Regions from separate parts of the Mus musculus genome. Here regions 2 and 3 are each linked to region 1. The links are chromatin loops, found by intact Hi-C in ENCODE. Cell type or tissue: left cerebral cortex. All regions are shown on one strand.

Region 1 (8,000 bases):
TGGTGCCACCTTGACCCTGGGACTGAGCTTTGCTTGTGAGAATGAGCAGGAGCAGTTGTGTGGATGCTGAGCTGAGGTGGCAAGAGGCTTGGCAAACTCCCACCAGCTTCCTCTCAGCCTCCTGACACATCCACTCTCCAGGATGCACCAGCTGCTGCTTGTGTCAGTCTTAGTCCCCAGTGAAAACACTTCGGATAACCTGCACTGAGCCAGAGGACCCAACCCATCATCAGCTAAGCCACATAGCTCTGCAGACCCTGGAACATGATGGCACGTTCCATTCCCGGTCTGTGACTGAGGAGTGGTGGTATAATCCCCTCAGGGCTGAGTGCATTCTTTACATGCCATTGTCATTTCTTAGAGGGTGAGTCACTCTTCCCAGCTCTTACCTGTCCTTATCCTGATGTTCCCTAAGGATCTTGATTTTCTTGTATTTTATTTGACAATGGCAGTTTTAGTTCCTAACAATACTGGTTACTTTTCCTGCGTTGTTCTAACTCGTGCCTGTGCACTCACATATGTATGTGCATGCACACTGGGTGGAGGTGGGCTGGGTGCTTTAAAATAGCAAGGCCATTATTGTCACTACCTGGCCGACTGCAGGTTCAAGTTTCCCACTTTGTGGTTCTGTTTGCAGTGTTCCCTTTCTTCTGGTTGTCTCTCCCTCCTTCCTCTCACACCTCTTGATGGGTTGGGCCTTCCATCTTTTCTTTGCCTCTAAGGTTTTCAGAAGAAGGTGGTCACAGGCAGCTGGTTTTTGGAGGTCTGTACTCCAAGAGGCCCTGGTGTAATCTCAGTACCTGGAGTAGCAGCTGCTCAGGGGATCTGTCCTGAGTGGAGAAGGGCCAATACCCAGTGAGGGCAAGCATCTTGGCACAGTGTTTTCTGACTGACTCAGGACAGGACAGCTCAGGAGCAGTGTCTACTGGGTGCGCAGTGGTCACTTTTCCCAAAGAAAAAAAGAGGGGTTTTGCCTGGTGGGCTCAGCCTTTTGGAGATTTGAATTCAGTGGCTCCCACAGCTGGGGCTGGAATGTAGCACTAGGACTTGTGCTCTTCTCTGTGGGGTAACCACAGCGCCTCATCCCAGGACTCAGGAGGACTGGCAGAGTATAAGGAATGTGGAGGTCACAAGCATGGGACACGATTGTGCTGATCCCTGCTAAATAAGTGACCAGTTTTATAAAGAGCTGGCAACTTAACGTACATGTAATTCTGTGGCATTCTGCTTATAGCTAGGCTGCTGTTGGACCTGGATAACTGGGTGACAGCTCTGGTTAGACTCCTGCCTGCCAGGGCTCGGGTGACGCTACCTCATGAAGGGCTTTGTTTGAGGGTCCTGGTGGCTGCATCCTGCTTGACCTGGCATGTTTTGGCATAGCATTTTGTGTCCACAGTATTCCCTACCAAGTCTGTCATACTCACAGAACGGAGGCTCCTACAGCTCCTCAGAGGCACCAGACCCCAGCATGGTGGATCTCTGTTCTCAAACTGAGCTGGAAATGGACATGGCCTTGGCTGTACTTAGCCCATGACCCTATCAGAGTTGAGCTACTGCTTAATAACTATATATAACATCTGTCAGAGCTGGGATGGGTGTGGCTGCTCTCATCCCAGCTAAGATGCTGGACTCCTTACTCATTATCTTATAGTTTCCTTGTGCATGGGAGATGTGATTTTGTTTTGTTTTGTTTTGAACTCACAGCAGCTACCCAGTGTCAGTCATTTGTGGTTATTGCTGCTGCTCAGTCTGAGCTGGCTCTGTGTGTTGTGGATGGGAGGTCTTCACTGCAGGATTATTCAGCAAAACCTAGTCAGGAGCAACACCCTGGAGGGTACAGCAGAGTGGCTATGCATCTATGCCGAGCCCTTGGGACTGGTGTCCAGATGCCAGCCAGCCTAGGAGGAACTTGTAACAGGAGGAGCCTTGAACATAGAGGAGTGGGAAAGGGACTGTATCTCATTGGTGAGGCAGGGATGAAAGGAGAGTTTGTGTTAGTTCCCACCGCTGTGACCGTCTGACTAACATAAGTCTGGGAGGAAGAGCTTATTTTGGTTCACGGTTTACCAGTGGCAGCCAGGCATGGCAGCATGGGGCGTGAGGCAGCTGGCCTCGTGGTGCCTACAGTCAGGAAAAGAGTGGTGAGCAGTCAGGCTCTGCTCTCTTTCTCCTTCTCGTTCAGTGCTGGATCCCAGCCATGGGCTGCTACTGCTGGCCATGTTTAGGGACAACTTCAGTTAACAACTTTAAAAGTGCCCTCAGAGACTTGCCCAGAGGGTTGTCATCTGATGACTCGAGACCCTGTTGAGTTGAGGATATTAACCATCGTGACCTGAAAAAGGAGTTTCACGTGGAGTGAAGACAGATGGTGTGTTGGCGGCTTTCAGTGCTGCTCTGCCTGGTATTCTGGGGATTTCTTTCCACCCTCTGCTCTTCCAGGGCATCATTAAAGGATGCTGGCTATAGACAAGAGTTTCCCAGAAGTCTGTTGTTCTGTCACCAGCTGAAGTTGGGACAGACCCAAGTGGCTGAGTGTCCAGCAAATTCAGCAAGATGCAAAGCTTCTCCGGGTGCCCTTGGTCTTCACAGTTTCTGGCCACCTCTCCCCATGGTGCCCCTTCCCCACAGTCAGATCTCCCAGTAGTTAGACCCACCTTTACTCAGTCATACATCAGTCCACTGTGCCAAGACACCACCACTTGAGAGACAAGGATGGCAGGAACTCCAGCATGAGACAGACATGCAAATAAAAGCGGACAAGAAGTACAAGGTCACAGGGCACCGGAGGGTTGGGGAAAACATGCAGTGAGCATGGTATGGGTGGGTGAATGAGAGAGCCAAGAAGGCCAGCAGCCCAGACCACTGCAGAAGCAGAATGTCACAGCTCCCATGTGTCTGAGCGCTAGCTGCACAAGTTGGTTATCACAGAAAGTGTGTTCAGGCTCTACAAGATCAGGGCTACAGCTTCAGGGACAAGGACTGATAGTGAGGACCACAGTAAAGGAATGGCAAGAAAAGAGCCTCGAAGCCTAGGTCTAGAGACTCAGTAGCACACACAGAGCCAAACACAGGGCCTCTGGGTATCTTCAGGGAGCAAGAGCCTATGAAAGGGGCTGGACTGGGCAGGTAGATTCTCTGGCTCTGAGTTGGGCATTGTTAGGCATGTTAGGGCAGGGAGCCTTAGGTGGACTCAGCTCCAGAGTTTGAGCTTAGCGCTGAAGGATATTTATTTATTTATTTATTTATTTATTTATTTATTTTTGAGGCAGGGTTTCTCTGTATAGCCCTGGCTGTCCTGAAACTCACTCTGTAGACCAGGCTGGCCTCGAACTCAGAAATCCGCCTGCCTCTGCCTCCCTTGTGCTGGGATTAAAGGTGTGCGCCACCACGCCCGATAAGGATTTTTAAAAGGAGAAAGCTTCCCCCACCCTGCCCCTTTTAGCTGTCTACTCCGAGGTAGACCTCTCTGGAGTGGTGAGGGTGGTCAGAGGATTCTGCAGGACTATAGATCTGGAGAGTGGTGGTGAGAATGGCAAGTCTGGTGAGGGCTGCTTCCAGCTGCTGTGAGTGCAGGGCAAGCAGAGAAGAGGACCAGGGCCTGAGGTAGTGGAACGGATCCTAGAGTAGGATGATCCTAGCACAGCTCGGGACTTTGCCTGTGGGGGGGTGAGGTTAAAAGGATCAGAGGTCCAGGCAGCATGGAGACTGAGAAGGTAGACGTGGGGATGGAGGAGCACTGCGTGTGGGTGATGGCTGTGCTGTGGGGCAGGGGCTGAGGTGGGGTTGAAGACAAAGGCCCTTAGATGAGGGTCTGAGGGCAAGAAGGGGAAAGTGAAGTTGTACCAAAAGGCAAGAGAGCAGGCAGCACTGTGGACGAACCCACAACCAGGGGAAAAAAGTGAGTTTGGCCTGTAACCTAGGAAGGTGAGACCCAGAGTGGACAGCCACCTTCCCTGGGTGCCAGGCATTAGGTCTGAAGAGATGCTCAGCATCTTCCTGCCTCACTGTCTGCAGCCTTAGAGAGGACTGCCTCTGGACAGGGAAGAGGTGGGGCATTGAGAACAAATGTTTGAGGCAGAGGGCCATTGTGTAAGGAATTATTTCAGCCTCCCTTCATGTGGAGCTGGAGACTTGACTGCCATCTGTGGGACACTTGCTGCTATGTACATAGGCTGGACTGCAGGAGCCCAGGGCTCAGTGCAGGCCCACAGTTCCCCAGCAGGGGTGCACTGGGGCTCGGGGAGACACTGCTGTATGGGTCGGGAGCTGACCCTCTGGCCTATTGTCTGGCTGTGCTGCCTCCTCTGAAGACATGGACATTCCAGAGAGCCGAGATCAATGTTGGATGGGGGACAAACCCTGCGTGTCCTCGATTCCCTTTGGCTCTGGGAGAGGGGGGAGAGCTGCCAGCAGGCAGTCGCCTGTGGTGAGGAGCGAGGTTTCACTGACATCATTGAAAGCCCTCTCTTGGGTCAAGTTCTGGGCAGTGTGCACAGAAAAAAGCAAAGCCGCGGTCACTTCTTTCATGGATGGCAAAGCCCTCGGCAGCCCTGGCTCCTATTTTTCCTTTGGAGCCAGAGACCTGTTTCTCTGACCATCTTCCTGACTTGCCTAGAGCCTTCCCTCCTCTTTTCTACTCAGGAGGCAGTCCATACTCCTTCAGCATCCCATGGGGTCTGTAATAGCTAGCCTACCTTGCTAGTTCTCCTTCATGTCCCCTCCCATTTTACTTCCTGCAGGCTGCCCCCTCCACCTGGAGTGTCCAGATGCCTCAGAAGATGGGGTGCAGTTGTGCAGCTAGAGCTTCAGGGTTCTGTGACTTCCTTTAACCCACTCCTGTAGACACCTTTGCCTCTAGTAGTCATTTGACTAGTCTGCTGGTTAAAGCCTCCTTCCTAGATTATAACCGCAGGACTCTTCCCCCATCTCCTGGGACCTACTGCGGTGCCCAGTGTTGTTTGCTGACTGTATTTAGGGGGAGACTGTTGTGATGAGTCCCTTCCTACCTGCTGTCTGTGCAGTGCTGCTTCCCTCTGTTCAAACTAAAGAATGAGGTATCAGCACCATGCACTTGTCATCCAGTGAGAAGAGGGGGGCTCCTAGCACAGGGCTCATCAGAGTGGATGCCAGCAAGCGCTGAAGGCCTCCCTCTGCTGCTGCTGCTCTTCATTTACAGCTGTCATTTGTTCTTTGGTCTCTAGTTTTTTTCCTGTCTAGTGACTCTTGTCACACTGAAAACACAGTAGAAAAGGGTCCTCTTCAGCTGAGGCATGGTGGACACAGGAGTCAGGTCTGGCTGTAGACCTGGCCAGCAGCACATCAGAATTAATGCACTTTGGAACTTTGAGACTCATTTTTTCTCTTTTCTTGAGCATGGATATGACATGAGTACTGGTGAGAAACCAAATTTCCTTTTAAGTGAATTAATAACCTGACACTAAACAGAGGCCTTGCTCACAACACAGAACAGAGCCTCACAGAGCAGCTGTTTTCACCCACAGGCTGTCTGGGCTCTGGCTTTAGGAGCAACAGCTTGATCTCAGGCAGGGTAATGGGGGAGGGAGTGGCAAGCCCTGCTGGTGAGATCTGTGAGGAATCTGGCTCTGCTGTTCTCTAGCTGGGAGGCCTAACTAAGGCCAGTGCCTTTTCCTCTTGCTGTCTTCCTTTCCTTATCTGTAAAATAGCTGGGAGGGGCCTTCAAGGTGGCTCAGAGAGTAAAGGCTTTTGCTGTGCCAGGAGCCCGGTGACCCGAGTTTGAGTCCCAGAACACATAAAGGTGGATGAAGACTCCAACTCCACAGAGCTGTCCTCTGTGATCTTCATGAGTATGCTGTGGTCCATGTTCCCCCTCACCCTCTCCCCCCAGAGAGAGAGAGAGAGAGAGAGAGAGAGAGAGAGATCAGGAGAGGAGAGGTGGTGGACTGTGTCTCATAGTATGGGTACAGGTGATTGTGTAGGCAGAGGACCTACAACTCATTTCTTCATCTGAGAGAGGAGACAAGTGCTGCAGTAAATCTCCTCCCAAATATGCCCCGGCAATGAAAACACAACACAGTTAATATGAATACATGCTGTGTGCCTAGATTGGGCAGATCTACCACTACACTACCATCTTCCACAGCTTATGAGACCCCTTAGAACTTTCGGTTTCTCCAGGTCGTGTGCTTCTGCTCCGCTTTTCTTCCTCCTCCTCTGCATCCTCTCCCTCTTCCATTTTCTTCTTCTTCTCTTTCCCACCTTCTGCTCCACCTCCCCTTTATCTGCCCAATCTTCAGCTCTCCTTTATATTACAAATTAAGGTGGGCAGCAGGTTTATAGGAAATCACCTGAGTGCTGACTCATTCCTTGTTCACAACCACTCACAGGAGAACGGAATTAACATCAAATATGATTGGCCCCTGGGCTATCCACAACAGACAAGAATAGAATGAGACAATCCCCAGCACCACTGTCGGATGAGAGGTGTATCCCAAAGCATGCCTGTCAGTATGATCAAGTACTTAAGCACCCAGAGGAGAAAAAGGCTGTTACAAGCCACCTGGCCCCTTTGAGTCTGCATTTTTCTGCTTGCAGAATGGGATGCTGACATGGTGAATAATTCAAAAGACTGGACCTGAGACTGAATGATGTAATTTTTCAGTTTCATTGAGGCACAGTCGGTAAATAACAAACTAAGCTCGGCAAAGGCAATGAGTTGCGTTTTGATGACAGTGTATGCATGGGAAACACCCCTTGTCAGTGACCCTCACTCTAGCCCCCTTCCCCTCTCCGTTCCCTGACTTTTATCCTTAACATTCTGCTGTTTTGAATTTTTGACTATTCTAGTTTTTTTTTTTTTTTTTTTTTTTTTTTAAAAGGAATGTATTTAATTGAGTTTATGATTTCAGAGTAGTGGCAAACATTGTGGTGGAGCAAAGGCATGATGACAAAAACCACTGAGAGTTCAAGCAGGAAGCAGAGAGAGAGAGAGAGAGGGAGGGAGGGAGGGAGGGAGGGAGGAATAGGGAGAGAGGTAAGGAGAGAGAGAGAGGGAGAGAGGAATAGGGAGACTATTCTAGTTTTTTGCATTTCTATGTGAATTTCAGAAATATTTGTTTATGTTTTGCAGCAAACGCCTGCTAGGATTTTAACTATATTTGCTTTGAGTCCATAGATGGATCTGGAAAGAATCAAATCTTAATGATGTTGAGTCACTTGGACCATGAACATTTATGTTCTAGTTTCATCTCTTTTCCTGGAACAAATACCATGATAAAAAAGGAACTCAGGAGGAAAGGGTTTTCTTCAGCTCACAAGTCACCAACCATTCTTAAAGGAAGTCTAGGCAGGAACTTGGAGCAGAAACCATTGGTGAATGTAGCTTGCTGGCTTGCTCAAGGTTCATGCTTAGCTAGCTTTTTTTAATACAGTTCAGGACCAACTGCGTAGGGATGGTGCCGCCCATAGTGTCTTGGACTTGATTACATTGGTTAGTAATTGAGACACTTCCCTGCAAGAACACTATGATTACCAAAATAAATGATGGAAGATGTAAGCACATGGAGACACGTGGTGCCTTGGTTAGCTTTAATTGTCAGTTTCTCAGAGTCTAGAGTCCCATGATAGGAAGACTCCATTTGAGAAATTGCCTAGATCAGACTGACTTTTAAAAAAATATTAAGGGGGGGTGGGTATGGGGGACCTTTGGGATAGCATTGAAAATGTAAATGAGGAAAATACCTAATAAAAAAAATTAAAAAAAAAAGTTAAACCATGCTGGGCAGTAGTGGCGCACACCTTTAATCACAGCACTTGGGAGGCAGAGGCAGGCGGATTTCTGAGTTCAAGTCCACCAGTCTGGTCTACCGAGTGAGTTCCGGGACAACCAGGGCTATACAGAGTAACCCTGTCTCGAAAAACCCCAAAAAAAAAAAAAAAAAAAAAAAAAAAAAAATTAAACTAACCTTTTGTTTCTTGGTAAGTCCTGCTTGAGCATGGTATAGAATTCTTTTGGTAGATTA
Region 2 (8,000 bases), 160 kb after region 1:
CCTGTGTACCTCTCTGAGCTTGCGAAGTCCAGGAAGGGCCTTTGCCTTAAGGTTATGCTTCTGGTTCTGTTCTTGTGGGTGGGTCCTCAGCCGGCTGCCTGGCAGAGCTGCCCAGCTACTAGACCCCTGGGCACCTCAGGCCTTCACTCTGGGAGTTGATGCCATTGGGAGGGAAGGATTAGTATCTGATGGCTGTAGGCTTCATGTGTCTTACACATAACAGCTGGAGAAAGGTCCATAGTACAAGTCTGGAGTCCAGTTCCCTGAGCCACTGCCCTACTCTAAGCCCCACAACTCCTGCCAACTCTCTTTCTCTCTCTCTGGTCTTTTCATAGGCCCCTCTGCCGGCTCCAGCTCAGCCAGGTTCCGCCGGAGGCCCACCTGTCCAGATACATCTGTGGCCGGCAGCCTCCCCACACCGCCAGTCCCCAGACACAGGAAGAGCCACAGCCTAGGCAACAAGTGGGTGACTTGACTGAGAAACTCTCTTCTGGGGTGAAGGAAGGCTGGGCCCTTCCCCATCCTCATTTGGAAACTCTTGATGCTCTTGGCAGACACACTCTCCTAAGGCTGGTGTGAGCGTGGGAATGCAGAGGCGACAGGCTGCAGTTTGTATGCCGCCTGCAAGGGACCTGGGCTCAGTAGCTAGTGAAGAACTGTGCAAAAGCTCAGTTGACCGCTCATTTAGGGAGAACTGAGTCCAGCAGACATCAAAGACTATCCTCAGGGCAACAGTAGGTGTCTGAGTACCTGCTGGTTCACTGGCCCTCTGGGGCCCCCAGCTGGGGCACATACACGTCCTCAGCATTGCTGGGGAAAGCCACACCTTTATCCCCTGGGGCACCCTTTGCCCCTCCCTTCCTCCCTCCTTTCCTTCCATCCTTCCTTCCACCTGCATCCTAGCACTAAGGCACAGATGCCCTGCCTCTTGGCTGGTCCTTGTGGAACTCAGAGGCCAGAACAGGACTAAGTGTGTAGGGTCCCCAGTGCCTCCTCTTCTCCAGACATTGCCACACACCCATGGTCACCATCTCACTGACCCATGCAAACCTCTGGGCAGCTGCTGCCATGCTCACTGTATATCTAGCTGGGGTCACGAAGCTCTGATGCTCCTCAGGGTGGCCTACGGGCCTGTCGCCTTGGCCTCATCTCACAAGCCTCACCATCATCCTGAGACACAGGCAGGACACAGGCAGGGCAAGCAGCATTAGTCTCCATTGACAGAGGGAGAAGTTGAGGCTCAGAAAAAGGATGTGGCTTGCCCAAGGTCACACCATAAGAAGAGGCTGAGCCTGGTGCACCAATGGGCTCTGGGCAGAGGCGTCTCCAGCAGTAAGTCCCTGGCCCTGGCTCTGGCTCTGGCTCTGGCTCTGGCTTCTGGGGCCAGCGCCGCTGTGCTCCCAGGATAAGGAGCTGCTTCTCTCTTCCTCTCCGTTTTCCAGTCTGATGTGTCAGTTGAGTGTAGTTGAAAGTAAGAGTGCGACATTCCCATCGGAGAAGGCCAGGCACCTGCTGGACGACAGTGTCCTAGAGTCCCGCAGCCCCCGCAGGGGCCTCACCCACACCTCCTCCACCGCCATCACCAACGGACTCTCCCTAGGTAAGCGTCTCTGGCCTGTGCATACAGGCAGGGGCAGCAGGCCCAGTTTGTGCTCTGTGTCTGTCTCTGTGTCGCTGTACTGTGCCCAGTGGCCCCTCACCCTTAAAGAATGGCTCCCTACAAGAGTCTTCTGCTGCAGGAAGAGCCCTGGCTTGGCCTTCTCCTTCTGGTGGTCCCCAAATGGACAGTCAGATTGAAGAAGGAAGCTAGACTTGAGTCCACCTCAACCCCTGAGGCCAGCTGCTACCTTGGTGGCATTTATGTCCCAGGGGGATTCCAAAGCCTTGCTTGGAGCAGTAGGTAGGTGGTCCATTGCTTCCTGCTGTATGCTTAGCTGTACCCAGAAGGGAAGATGAAGACTTCAGGAATGGCATTACCCTACTGGACAGAGGCAGACAGAGAGTCTGTTCCACGGAGTTACAGACACAGGGCTGCTGTTGCCAGCAGATAAATGTTAATATTAGTGGCTGAGGCTAGCTCAGAACTGCATTCAGAGATCTCAGGTCATCTGTGACAGGTGACACTATCCTATGATTGCTGTCACCAGCCCAGTACTCTCTTGATGGCCCTTGCCTTCCAGTGTCCCTGTGTGATTGTCTGCCTTACATAGCAGAGTCCTCCTAGCAACGGTGGTGGGCTGCTGTTGGACCTGGTGAAGACAGTGGGGCAGAGGGCCAGGAGCTTGGAGAAGCAGGCAGCAGGAACACCAGGCGGGCATCTCATGCCACAATGTCCCTGGTGTGGGAGTCAGGAACAACTTTAGCACAGGGCAGCTGCCTCCTAGCAATGTTGTGATGAAGTCTCATACCTGCCTTATGTCTTCAGAAGAGCTCATCCTGTCTGGCCACAGGCCAAAGTATAGGAAGTGTGGACATTGCATTTTAGGCTCAGGTGTGGCTTGGAAGAAGTGGTTCAAGCTCCTGAGCTAGGGAAAGGTAATCAAGCCTCTTTCTGAGCCTTCGCTGTGTTCTTGGGCACTGATCCCTCAGCCTCGTAGGTTCCACTCATGGACCTCATCTTAGAGTATAGGATGGGACCTGGGTTCTTATGAGACTCCATGAATGCACAGTTGAGCTCAGAGCAGCTGTTTGATATCCAGGAAACTCTGAGCTGTGCCTGAATCTGGGCTGCCGTTCCTGAGAGCCAGTCAGGTGCTGTGCTGTCCAGCATCCAGGGTAGATCACAAGATTGCTTGGCTCCGGCTCATCAAGTCAGGGAACTCAGGACATTTTCTGCTTGAGCTGAAAGGTCTGAGAAAGTGGCAGAGTGTGTGCCCTAGTGGATGTCGTGCTAAGCTGCACTCCCCCCACCTCCAACCCATACAGCAGGGAATAGGGGTTCTACTCAGGCCAGGCTCTTTACCCTTTCCCACTGTTTAGTCTTAGAGATTTTTCTAGCAGGGCTCTGAGCTTTAGAGCCTACATAGTCTAAGACAATACAGAGGCCAGGCCCACAGATGCACATGCCAGGAGGGAAGCCGAGTGCTGCTCACTTAACAACACCAGGCCTCGTGAGCCAGGTTGTCCCACTCAGGCCCAGCACACCATGGTCAGCTCTAGAAGGTGGGCCTGGAAGAGACTAGGAAGGCAAAGGATCCCAGCTTAGGCCTTAGCACTGACCTTGGGCAGGGGACTGCACTGACTGACTCTGTGGGCAGGGGACTGTACTGACTGTGAGCAGGGGACTGCACTGACTGTGGGCAGGGGACAGCGCTGACTCTGTGGGCAGGGGACTGCACTGACTGTGGGCAGGCGACAGCACTGACTGACTCTGTGGGCAGGGGACAGCACTGACTGACTCTGTGGGCAGGGGACTGCGCTGACTCTGTGAGCAGGGGACAGCACTGACTGACTCTGTGGGCAGGGGACTGTGCTGACTCTGTGGGCAGGGGACTGTACTGACTGTGAGCAGGGGACTGCACTGACTGTGGGCAGGGGACTGCACTGACTGTGGGCAGGGGACAGCACTGACTGTGGGCAGGGGACAGCACTGACTGTGGGCAGGGGACTGCACTGACTGTGGGCAGGGCACTGCACTGACACCCCCTTGCAGCCTCCGTGCATCTCTTGTGCAGGCAGATCCATCTACCTGTCCCTTGGGCCAGAAGTGCTCACCCTGCCTTTGCCCTCAGGAGAGCCTGTGGGGCAACAGGCAGGCATCAGTGCAGACAGATGTGAGGACCCTGGCCTTCCAAGCCAGAGGGTAGGCAGTGGGAAGGGAGTGGAGGGTACTCTTGAGAGCGGTGGGACTGAATGTTCTTTGAACCTCCCCAGAGAAGAGACAGACATAACAACAGAAACTCAACTCCTTTTGTGACCCACAGGGTCAGAATGCTGTGAGCTTGGGGACCGGGGCCCAGTGACTGGGAGCCCAGGAAAACAGGCCCCTCTCTTCGAGGCTGCCATGCTCACTGATCTGTGTTCCTTTTCCAGGCAGTAGTGAGAGCTCAGAGTTTAGTGAAGAAATGTCTGCAGGGCTGGAAAGGTGAGTGTGGCCTCAGCAAGGCCTCTCAGGGCCCAGGGAGCTGGAGTCAGGGGCCCCTCCCCAACCATTCATGACATATGCATAATTACATGGTCACACCTCAGTGTGCACATAGTAAACACTAATCTCACACTTACACGTGCACACAGGTGGACACATTCATAATTCAGTTATACACTCATGCATTTGTGGATGTATACACAGGCTTAGAAAGGGCTCTCTACCTGCTCCCTCCCTTCTTTTGTCAGTTGACACTCAGAGCACTTGGTCCAAGCCAGCTAGAGGAAACCTGGGAGCCTGGTAGGCCTGCAATGAATCCTGAACCTCTAAGCCTGAGGCCTGTTGGAAGTCTTGAGATGGGCATGTGGCTCCATCTAGTGATACCTGAGAGTATTGCACCAGTGCAGCCTCAGGCCTCGGACATTTTTGAACCCTACCATGCGTGGTTGTGACTCCCATCAGCCCATCTGTTCCAAGTATGCACGCTCCCATCCGCCTCTCATCAGGAATTCACCTGCAGCATGTATTCCATGTCCCAATACTTCTTGGGCCACCATGAGGAATCCAGGAAGACTTGGCAGTGCAGGTGGTGAAAGGTACCTTGCTGACTAGAAGTCTGAGGACACACAGGGAAATATAGTGATGAAAAAGATCTCCAAGGTGCAGGCTTCCATTGGCCTTCAGGATGGTTCCTCCACCAGTGCCTAGGGGACTGTGTGCATCTGTGTACTCTCACAAGTACACATGCACAAAGTTATATAGCCTTATGTGTTCATGTGCACAGTTATACAGTTTAGCTATAGACATGGCCATGGTTACACAGTCTTACATATGCCCAATCTCATCCATAGTCACACATTTGCATGTATATATACAATGCTTATACCCAGTTACATATGTACAGTTTCACTGTCACACCTGTGGGCGAATACTAAACACAAATCTCACACACATGCACACAGGCAGACACCTCCTTAATTCATTTATATACTCCTGGGTGTCTGCATTCGCCTGCATGTGGTATGCACTACACCACACAGAACATACACACATGCACCTGGTGTGAACGCTCCTTTTTTGAAGCTAGGGCTTCAGTCCCTGTAATTGGAAAGTGCCCAGAAGTCATCCTATCTGTACACTTCCAACAGAGCAGAGAGACTCGTTGGCCCAGGCTGGGCGTTCCCTGTGCACAGGCTCTGTCTGGCCACTGCCATGCATAGACTGCCTGCAGCCTTGACGCTGCCCCATAGCTGTGAAAGGAGAACCCCACAGGCCCCATGGGACAGACTCCAAAACTCTTGGTCCAGGTGGGGATTCCTGGGGCCACCTTGTAAAAGAAGGCCACAGGCAACCCAGTGCCTCCCCTGGCCACTCCAGCAGCATGCTCAGGCATGGTGCCGAGACCCACAGCAGTACACCTGGGTGTTGTGTTCCCTCCGTTGTTTGTCCTTTCACTCATCCATTCCTCTTCTCTCATCAGTCACTCGGTAGCTGCTTAGTTAGCACGGCTGCCTGCACGGGAACCATGTAGGCAGGCTCTGTGGGCCCTGTCAGTGCTGACTGAGAGTGGAGCCAGCAGGAAAGAGGGTGCCATGGGGGCATGCCTTGCACAATGGAAATGTATGCCATCATGACCACTACAGGCAGCAGTATTTTGTACGATCTAGGTCACTGAATTTCTATAGCATATACTCTCAAGTAAACTGTCTCTGAGCACTGGCCGCCTCCTGGCTCTTCTATGCATATGCCCAGCCCTTGAACAGCCCTGCTCCCAGCTGCCTTTTCTCTGCTCTGCAGAGGGGATCTTGGCCTACTGTTTCTTGGCTGAGGAGATAGATATCAGTGGGGCTATGATTGCATCTCATCAGAACCCAGCCCCAGGCAGGCCAGAGGAGCTAGAAGCTAGCTGACCCTCACCCAGGGGTCCAGCTAAAAGTCTGCTCCCACTGTGTATCTGCTCTCGTGCCTGCTTCAAAGAGAGTCTGAACAGTCTGGGCTTTCCTGTAGACTGGGCACACAGAAGAGCACCACGTTGTCTCTTCACAGCTCAGTTGCCATCTTGCCACTTCCTGAGCCCCTTTCATCCTAACCTTCAGGCAGCCAGTGCTCAGCCCCACTGGATCCTCTGTGCACTCCCAGGTCTCCTCCAGACCACATGCCCCTCTTCATAGATGAGTGGATTCTAGGTCTCCCCCTGGCCGGTCCCAGAGGCCAGCATCTGCCAGAAACAGCCTCCCTGCCAGATCCTCACAGATACTATAAGGCGTATTGCATGCTAGAGCAGAGGCAGAAGATGTGGGATAAAGGTGCAGAAGGGAGCTGGGCCCCCTCAAAGGGATGAAGATATGAAGAGGGATTGGGGGTGTGGCTAGTGTGCGATGGAGTCCAGAAACTGTAGTCTTTAACTGGGTAGCCCCTGACCCATAGCCCCCCAAGCTCTGGTTGTGAGCTCTATCCAAGCCAGGGTGGAGCAGAGCCAGGCACCGATGTAAACAGCAGAGAGACAGCAGAGCAGGGAGTAGAGTAAGGATGCCCAAACTTGTATGATTTTATCGGACAGCCCTGACCTGCAGGGGTGAAGGTAGGAGGAAAGCCTCATTGTGTGTGCCACCTCCCTGAGGAGAGGGCCCCACAAGCTTATTGTGTAGAGCACAACAGCGCTCAGTGACCTGGAGGTGAGTACCAGGCTGGGTTCTAGACAGCCTCAGGCCCTAGAGACCAGGCAGCCTTGGGGCTTGGCCAACGGCCACTTTTATACTTAGATTGAAAGGCTCTAAAATGAAAACAGAAATATTACCCTTAGGGCTAAAGTATTTTTTTAAAAGAGATATATTGGGGGGGGTTAAAATATTTATTTATTTATTTATTTATTTATTTATTATATGTAAGTACACTGTAGCTGTCTTCAGACACACCAGAAGAGGGAGTCAGATCTCATTACAGGTGGTTGTGACCACCATGTGGTTGCTGGGATTTGAACTCAGGACCTTCAGAAGAGCAATCAGTGCTCTTAGCCACTGAGCCATCTCTCCAGCCTCTAAAAAGAGATTTTTAAAAACTACTCTTTTTTTTTTAATTTTATTTATTATTATATGTAAGTACACTGTAGCTGTCTTCAGACAGACCAGAAGAGGGAGTCAGATCTCATTAGGGATGGTTGTGAGCCACCATGTGGTTGCTGGGATTTGAACTCAGGACCTTCAGAAGAGCAGTCAGTGCTCTTACCCACTGAGCCATCTCTCCAGCCCCTAAAAAGAGATTTTTAAAGGAGGAATGAAGGGTTATGAGGTGGGTAGAGACAGGAATATGGAAACACACAGCGTCCTTGGCCATGATTATCTCTGCTTCACAGGATTGCCACCCTCGTATTCTGTAAACTTCAGCAATGTGTCAGTCTCATTTCTACTCAGAAAAGTAATTGGCATTTGGCATTCCTAAAGATGTCCTCAGAAATGTTCACTGACTGTTTCTGAAGAAGTGACATAGCAAGTCTGTCAGAATTCATCACAAATCCTCCCCAACCCTCTTCCCAGACAGACATTGCCAGGTGGTTGGAAGTGGACAGTGGGGGTGGGCAGTGGTGAGCAGTAGCAGGCCTCGAGAGAGTGAGTCCCTTTAATGGAAGAGAGGAAGGGGTGGTACAGCTCTCTCTACAATAGTGGGTTGTCTTCTATCCCTGCAGGGAGTTGGGACACAAGAGTTCACCCAACACACAGTGGTTGTCCAGTGGAGTACCCTGTATCAGCTGCAGGTTCAGGCAGCTTCTTGAGAGTTGGTAGTTAACAGGCATGAAAAGAACTCTGGTGAGCCTTTGTGATGGTCCTGGGGCGTGAGGATACAAAGTAGATTCTAGGTCATGACCTGGGGTTGGAAGGGTGGCCTGCGAATGCTCAGAGTTTCTGGGGGCCTTCTACAG
Region 3 (8,000 bases), 50 kb after region 1:
ATGGTGGAAGGCCAGTGCAGATAGGGCTATACCCTCCTTAGAAAGTGGGGATGAGAAATGAGGCTGGGCCACTGAGCATGTTTTACCCTTGAGAATTGTCCTTTGGTGTGCTTCGAAACCCTGGAAATATGGGAGACCTGTATAGAAGGTGGCAGTGTCCAGGCATGGGAGGGGAGGGAGGCCTGTTGCTTGGCTAAACTCTGAGTGACCTTTAGTATTGATCAGTCTGACACTAACTAGGTCAGAGTAGCCAGTGAGCCTGCCTATGACCAGAACTGACTGGAGCTGAGCTCAGGCCTGCACACAGTAGGATCTGAATAAATGGTGACTGGATTCATAAATAGGGATTCATGGTCGGCCTGGAAAAACACAAGTACTGAGTTATTTATTTCAGAGGTGGGGCCACTTTGGAAGACTGCCTCCTCAAAGCCATGAAGCCTAAGCAAGAAACTATACCAGACAATTCTGGTTTCGTGAGCATATATCCCCTTGGGTCTCATTCATTATATAGATCAAATACCTATTGAATGTGTACTCCTTGCCAGGTTCCAGGCCTTGAGCTTGTGGCTTTCCTATAATCTGCGAAAGATGTGTAGTGTTCTTGGAAATTAACATGTGCTTCCCTGGCTGCTGACACAGAGTGATCAAGGGATCTTGGTTGAATGCATAAATAAGGTGCAGTGCGACAGGAATGGAAGCAGACTATAGCAGGTGTGGATGGAGGAGGGCAGCTTCTGTGTGAGCGTTCAGGAGCCCTCCCCCAGTGTGCCCTTCATTCTGAGACTCAGATGACAAGAGCAGGAGCAACTACAGAGGGTGAGGGGTGGAGAATATCTGATGCCCAGATGTATAGGGAGAAGAACTTTGGTTACTAAGGGACCCTCAGGTCAGTGTGGCTGGGCTCAGCCTCGGACAAAGGGTACCATTCTAAGTGTACAGAGGGCTTTGAAGAGGAGATGGACGTAATTTCATTTAGTGTTGTTTTTTGTGTTTTTAATCACTACACTAATGTATAGAAAACAAATCAGGAGAAATGGAGACCAAGACTAGAAACCAGGGGTCCAGTGAGTGGGTGAGGGTGGAGTCCAGGAGCTAACTGGGTAGAGCGGGGATCAGAGAATAGAGTGATGCAGAGTGTTCTGAGGAGCGGCCCCCAGGGGTCCCTGTGGCTAGATTGTTGAGCAGGCAAGAAAGGGAGGAAAGGGAATCCCTCAGTTTGAACCCTAGCAACTGATAAGCTGCCAAGATCTCTTTGTAACCAGAATTATCTTGGAAGAGGCTACCTTATTCCTGAGAGATCTAGGCCATGGAATTTGTGAAGTGTAGGGCAGTCACCTATTGGATTCCATGTGCCATATGCATGGTCTGCTTGCCCTGTGCACATGCCCAGAGTGACCCTCTCTTTCCCACCGAATTGATCCAGAGTTTGACTCACATGCAGCAGCATAGTGAGAACTGAAGTCCTTGGCATGGAGCTCACCACTGATGGGCAGTGTGACCTGGTCTGCTGGGCGGGACCTGGAAAGACACCATACAAGATCAGTGTTCTCAGTCTCCCATCTCCATCAGGAGAACAGACACCATGGCTGGCAGATGTGTGGCATTCCTATGCTTGGCTCTGAGGCCCCTTTGTCCAGGAAGTGTTGCTGCTCCCTATCTTCAGCAGCACCATTGGCAGCTCTCCTGTGGCTCGATAAAAGGAGGCTGGAGGAAGCCTGGGCTGCCAGTCTCAGATGGCTCTGAGCCTTGGTCTAGGTGGAAGATGAGCCAGACAAGGCAGATGGGGCAGTGGAAGACCAGGGAGGGCAATGGTAGGAGCAGGAGCCAGCCCAGAACTACTCCTCAAAAGTTGAGCATTGTCGCTGGGGAAGCTGACATTTCACCCTCTGTGCCTGCCAGTGCTATAGCATCGGGCACTGCCCATCCTCCACCTCCTGGAAGCCTTTTTCCCCAGGCTGGCTCTTCTTCCACTCTTCTGACAGCTGGTTTCTTTTGTGACTGTAAGGTTCTGACCTTGGTCCTGACCTTGGTCCTGACCGTGGTGTTTCTTTCCTTGGTGAGCATGCATACCAGCTTGGAGGGCTGTCACTGTGTCTGTCTTCCTAGGCCAGACCTCTCTCATGAGCCCCACACCCCCTGAAGTGCCTGCTCCATCCAGTCCCAGCCCTCTCTACATGTGTGTTCCTTTAACCTCAGATATGCTGCATGTCTGAACTCTGACCGTGACTCCAGGAGAGAGACAGAGAGCCTGGACACTGTCTTCACAACCTGTATATTGGACCTTTGGCAAGTGGCAGGCTGAGATGACGAGGAATAAGGCTTCCCTTCCCTGTCTCCTGCTACACTATGTGGATACAGTAATGCTGCATAAAATAGAGCCACGTTAATACACCAAGCAGAGCCACACTGCAGGCCAAGAAAGAGAAGGCACCATGGGCTAAAAATAAAATATGAGCTGTGTCCCAGAGTCTAGGCCTTGAGCTGTTAAGATGATGCAGTGTAGCTAGGCCTTTGGAGCTGGGGCCCAGACTTTGAGGGGAGAGGCCCAGCTTCAGGCCCCACCACAGGGGTGCTACAAATATGCTGTGTACAGCCATCTATTGCCGTGTTACCTCAACAGAAACTATGCAGTCGAGAGGATCCAAAGGGAGAGAAGACAACTATGATAATATGCAGCTGTGCTTTGGGGTCTGAATGCATGCAGCTTTATAGGCATGAGAGGCCAAGGCTACAGAGAGGAAAGGAGAGGCCTGGAACCTAAGAAGAAGCTGCACACAGCCTCCATCTTATGGCAAGGATTAAAGTAGATGAGTGAAAGTGTTCAGTACTGTGCCCAGACATAGCTTTATTTTCAGCTCTCCTTGGCTGTTCTTTTTTATTTATTTTTATTTTTTTTTTGGTTTTTTCGAGACAGGGTTTCTCTGTGTAGCCCTGGCTGTCCTGGCACTCACTTTGTAGACCAGTCTGGCCTCGAACTCAGAAATCCGCCTGTCTCTGCGTCCCGAGTGCTGGGATTAAAGGCGTGCGCCACCACGCCCGGCTTCCTTGGCTGTTCTTAAACGGGTTGCAGAAACTGTCATCCCTAAAAGCAGACCCTGCATGTATGACCTGGACTATCATTGACTTCTGCCAGTCTCTTTGCTTTTGGTCTTACCAGTCTGTTCTCACACCATGCTGGAGTGATCTCCCGTGTATACACAGATCTGGGGGTTTGGAACCTGGTTAAAGAGAGCTTTGGTTTGTTTTCCTTGTCCTGCCCTGCCCCCTGCCCGCCCTTGCTTGGTCAGAGGCCCCATGTCCCACTGCTCCTGCAGAGCAGCGCCAGCATGCTGACGCTCTCTTACAGCATTATGGTAAAGATCCCTAGCCGGTCTAACCATTTACACACCCAGCTCTCTATTTCAGTGATGCTTTTGAATAAAGGAAAGGTCCTGAGCTTAAATTAGAGGGTTGGTACGTGCTCATGGGTGGTACATCTAGGGTGTGCCACATTCACGGGCACTGAGTGTTTTCCTGAGCACCAAGAACCTAATAGAGGCTTTTTTCCAATGAGACCAAACACCAAATGGTTTCCCTGGTACTTCATACCCATCTGATATAAACCAGCCTCTGTCAGCTCAACATCTACTTCCCACAGCTATAGGGCCGTTCAGAGCCCCAAGCCTTGTATGCCACAAATGAGAGCTGGCCAGAGGCCCTGTTAACACCACCACTGGCAGCTCAGTCTCCCACTCTTGATTAGTATTCAGTGTTCATGTTTGTTGGTTTGCAATTAGTATCTCATTTGCAAGTTGAGCTGAAGTAGCTGAGAAAATAGAATAAGCTGGCAAGATGGTGGTATGTGACTTGGTATGACCATGGCCAAGTTAATAACAGACTTTGCCAAAAGGCAGGTTTCCCTCCCTCTCCTACCTTTTTGTTCTTATCCAAAGCAATACTTGCTGTATTTTAGCCAAACTGTTGTTCCTCAAACATCCCTCAGTCTTCCTACCTCCAGGTCACTTTTTCTGCCTTCTGTGGGCTCTGATGCCTCTCTGGACCCCTCTATGCTAAAAGTTCCCTACCTCAAAATGGCTTTGTTCACTTCCTCCTGACCCCTCATGAAGTGTTCTGCAGCTTCCTTACATCATCTATGGGCCCTTTTCAGTGCTCAGCCCAGCTGCACATAGACAGAATGCCCACTCACATACCAGCTCTGTGCCCCAGGGGAGCCCTTGGCCAGAGTGTACGTCCAGATCTTTGCCTCCCAGTTGTAGACCTGGGAGCGCTTTGGGGTCTGTCTCCTGAAATCACCATGAGTAGAATAAAATAAATAAATGATAAATGAAATACATGATGAAAGTATAAGTAGAATATGTATGTACATGTGCCTGTTAAGTATGTCTGTGTCCACCCAGCTGTTAAAGGATTATTTTAAAAGATACAATTCTGGTTCTTAGAAATACAGAATGAGTCCTTGCCAAAGATTTGCTAACTGTAAGATGCAGTAAGTGTACTGTTACAACTTCGAGTCAGAAATTCCATAGACATCTCTAACATAGACCACCACATTGTCACAGGTCCCCAGTCGGAAGTGCCACAGTTACCTCTAACATGGTTCTCAGATTAATCAGGATTCCCTAGGTGATTGTCAGTGGTATCCAGGAGACAAAACTTTTTGCCAATGGGCAGAAATTTGTTTATATGACTAATTTCTATAAGTTAATTTCTATTTGTATGAATTTAAAATAGCCTTTTAGACAAAAGCAAACAGCCCAAATACCACTAAAATTCGAAGTACCAGCTTTTCCATGAATGCTGTCCATTGCTATTGATGTGTGGCACTGGGATGGGACTTGGCAGCCTTTTTGTCTTTCAGAAACAGACACTAAATAGCCAGACATTTAAAAAATTGCTTTAAAAAAATACCCCAGTTTAGTTCCCTGTAGCTTCCACACTGTGCTCCTGTGTCCACAGCACTGAGCAGTCTTCCCACACCAGCCAGCGGCAGACACTGGGATTGAAGTAGAATCTGGAGCTAGTGTTTTAAAAATAGATCTGGAGCGATAGGCTCTTTGTTGAAAATAGACCCACATAAGAGGAAATGTTATTCTTTTCCCCTCAAGGCAAAGGAACACAATGCCAGTGTCCTCGTAGGTTGGAATTGGAGGGACTTTTCTTTTGCCCTTCATGGAGGTAACCTCCACCTTTGAGCTACTTTCCCAGACCAAGGAGGAGCTGGTGGGTGTCAGATGGCAGGTGTACACTCCCAGGTGGCCCTGAGAGCACAGGAGAGCAGCTCGCTCACACCCAGGGCATCCCCCTCCTGCCCAGATCCTCCTGGGGCCTTTGTGCTTGCTTCTCAGTCTCAGTTGGCCTTTGGAAGATCACAGGCACTGTGAGAATGAACAACATGGGACTCCGTTTTTTACCTTGTAATTGGAGTTCATGTGAGAGTGGGGTCTGGACTTGGCTCAGTACTAATAGTATGTAACTGCTTCCTGCCTTTGCAGTAAATGTTTCTCTTTTTGCTCTGTTTTGTTGACATTTTATAAAGTGGCTCTGGGGTCTGGTCCCTGCCGGAAGTGTGGTGGTCAGCTCTCTTTTTCAGTTTGCGCATTAAAGTATTTTTACCTCCCCGCTTTTCTAGCCTCTTGCTTGGAATGTTCAGCTCAGCATTATTTTGGGTGTCTTTGTTTAATTATAAGTGATTTTTATCAGCGTAGATTTTCCTTTCAATATAGATTTCTGCTATAAATGGTTCAGCCTGCTGTGAGCTTGAGAACATCTTGTCAGCAATCCCATACATAGCCTTGGCTTTTTAAAATTTTTTTAAAAATTTTATGTATATGAGTACACTGTAGCTGTGTAGATGGTTGTGAGCCTTCGTGTGGTTATTGGGAATTGAATTTAGGACCTCTGCTCGCTCCGGTCAACTCCACTCGCTCAGTCTCTACTCGCTCTGGCCCAAAATTTATTAATATACATAAGTACAGACGCACCAGAGGAGGGCATCAGATCTCATTAAGGGTGGTTGTGAACCACCATGTGGTTGCTGGGATTTGACCTCAGGACCTTCAGAAGAGCAGTCAGTGCTCTTACCGGCTGAGCCATCTTGGCAGCCCGTCTTGGCTTTTCTTACCTTTCTCTCCTCAGGATTATTGAGACTCAGAAGTTTCTAACACATCTGCTTCCCAGTCATTGTGATGTTTCATCCGCTCTGTTGCTCTGTCCTGTGACCACCTTTAAGCTGCATTCCTTCTGTGGGGAGGGACAGGGGAGAAGAGCAAGCTAGGCCAGCACCACTGTGACCTCACAGGTCACACTTGCCAAGTGAGACACAAAAGCAGCCTTGCAGTAAGTCGGAATGATAGCAGGCTTCATGGACACTTCTCAACTCAACTGTGTTTCAAAGTCACAGTTTTCCCGAGTGCTGTGTACAGTGTTCTCCAGCGCAGCAGAGCTGGGATGTAGCTTTTTTTTTCTTGACTGATATTATATAGCCAAAGAGATTTTAAAATCTCTAAAATGCCCCCACTTTATTCCTTACTCATTCCATACTGAGCCCCTGAGTCCTCTGGCTGTCCCGGGCTGTGAGGTTTTTCATAATCTCCTTTCCTTTCCTTGTTCCCTGAGCATAATGGCTGAAGTCTGTGTCCGACTCTGGTTGAGCAGTGGCTGGATTACGTGAGGTTCTGATGGACCTTTCCTGTGGTTCCTTATAAGTGCTGAAATCTGAGAGACCCTCAGTCCATGTGAAGGTCACAGTTGCTGACTCTACAGTAGTAAAAGGTTAACATGTGAAGGTGCTGCTATTTTCTGAATAAGCAAGCACTATTTTTAAAGACCCAAATCTGAAAAGAATTTTTATCAGCATAATGAATGCATGCACATTAATTTAAAAAGATTGCCAAGTACTGAAAGGCTCATTGACATCCCTAATCCTCCCTGCTACTCCACCCCTTGTTCTTCCCACTCCCTCCCTCTTTAGAGGTAAGCCTTCCAGGTTAGTGGTTTCTTGGAGTCCATGCCACAGCTCCACCCATGAGCATTTGCTACAGTTTCTTGATCCACCTACTTTAGGCAATGTATAGACATAGTGGCTTAGTTTTCTAGGTCTAGCCTCCACACTTTTCCATCACATAGTTAAGCCATCTTTGTTAAATGAGAGGTCAGGGTCCTAGTGGCTAGTAGTGTGTGCGCGGGCTTTCCTGTTTGGTCAGAAGGTGAAACAGAAGTACTCCACACTTTCTTGAGTAGTGGACCTGGTCATTCCAATTCTTCTTTTAAAAAAGTTCAGGACAGTGAGCTGGCCCAGCAGGTAAAGACGCTTTGGCCTGAGCCCTGTGATCTGAGTTCAGTCACAGAAGCTCATGTGATAGACACACACATTTCCTTCACACAGATAGATAATTGTAAAAGTTCCCTTCCCATATTAGCCACCTATTCCCCAGACTTACATATAATCTCAAAATTGTTTATTTTTATTGCATAAACCATCCCTCATACCACAGATGTGCTACCAGGCAGGTGGTCTTCTGAGCTGTTCTCATTGATTATCCCAGAATCTCTTTTACTGTTATTGAATAGTAATAGTAAAACTCCTGTGTCCTCTTTTATTTGATTCATTCCTTCAGTTTAGTAAAGAAAATTCCTAACTGGTTGTCAAACACATCATGGGAAAATCTGTTAAGTTTCTTCTTAAAGCAATTTATAAATTATTCTTGAGCAATCTGATCATGACCTGATTTCTTTTGTAGGTACAGAATAGAGCCATTTAGGAGATCCACAAAATCCAGCCCTTCTGTGTGTGTGTGTGTGTGTGTGTGTGTGTGTGTGTGTGTGTGTGTGTGTCCAGGAAGGACAGAGGTGACAGACCTATAGTCTAAGCACCCAGCAATCTGAGGTGCTGCTCATCCAGGGATTGGATTCCTGGGTGGACTGGACATGGTGGAGAACATAGGCCCAGTTGGGACCAGAGAGCTAGCTGTTTGGGTGTCTGAGTGGCTGAGCCTCAGTTT

What was found. Hi-C counts contacts between places; a loop is a spot of excess contacts. Peaks named below come from ENCODE experiments on the same cell type or tissue, not always from the same donor. Only the 100,000 strongest peaks of a DNase experiment are listed, where the experiment ranks them.
Region 2: a loop joins it to region 1, with 2.5 times the contacts of the local background. A loop is called at or near these places in 2 of 42 quality-filtered maps.
Region 3: a loop joins it to region 1, with 2.0 times the contacts of the local background. A loop is called at or near these places in 6 of 42 quality-filtered maps.

Annotation. Positions count from the first base shown.
Region 1 is chr2:33,312,990-33,320,989 of GRCm38, reverse strand. The region is part of intron 4 of Ralgps1 (Ral GEF with PH domain and SH3 binding motif 1); the gene reads left to right. Among named protein-coding and RNA genes, the nearest start is that of Ralgps1, 55 kb to the left of the region's middle. In left cerebral cortex, a CTCF peak has its summit at 4,196; DNase peaks (open chromatin) are centred at 4,210, 5,140, 5,554, 6,452 and 3 more places; H3K27ac peaks cover 4,402 bases.
Region 2 is chr2:33,151,372-33,159,371 of GRCm38, reverse strand. Ralgps1 (Ral GEF with PH domain and SH3 binding motif 1) reads left to right here. Exons shown (of 20, transcript NM_175211.5): 12 at 336-462; 13 at 1,443-1,600; 14 at 4,033-4,084. Among named protein-coding and RNA genes, the nearest start is that of Gm13528, 20 kb to the left of the region's middle. In left cerebral cortex, CTCF peaks have their summits at 2,899 and 4,467 (motif pointing left); DNase peaks (open chromatin) are centred at 478, 2,284, 4,453 and 5,735.
Region 3 is chr2:33,262,982-33,270,981 of GRCm38, reverse strand. All of the region lies in intron 7 of Ralgps1 (Ral GEF with PH domain and SH3 binding motif 1), which reads left to right. Among named protein-coding and RNA genes, the nearest start is that of Angptl2, 51 kb to the right of the region's middle. In left cerebral cortex, a CTCF peak has its summit at 4,979; DNase peaks (open chromatin) are centred at 1,719, 2,468, 3,667, 4,995 and 1 more place; H3K27ac peaks cover 2,554 bases.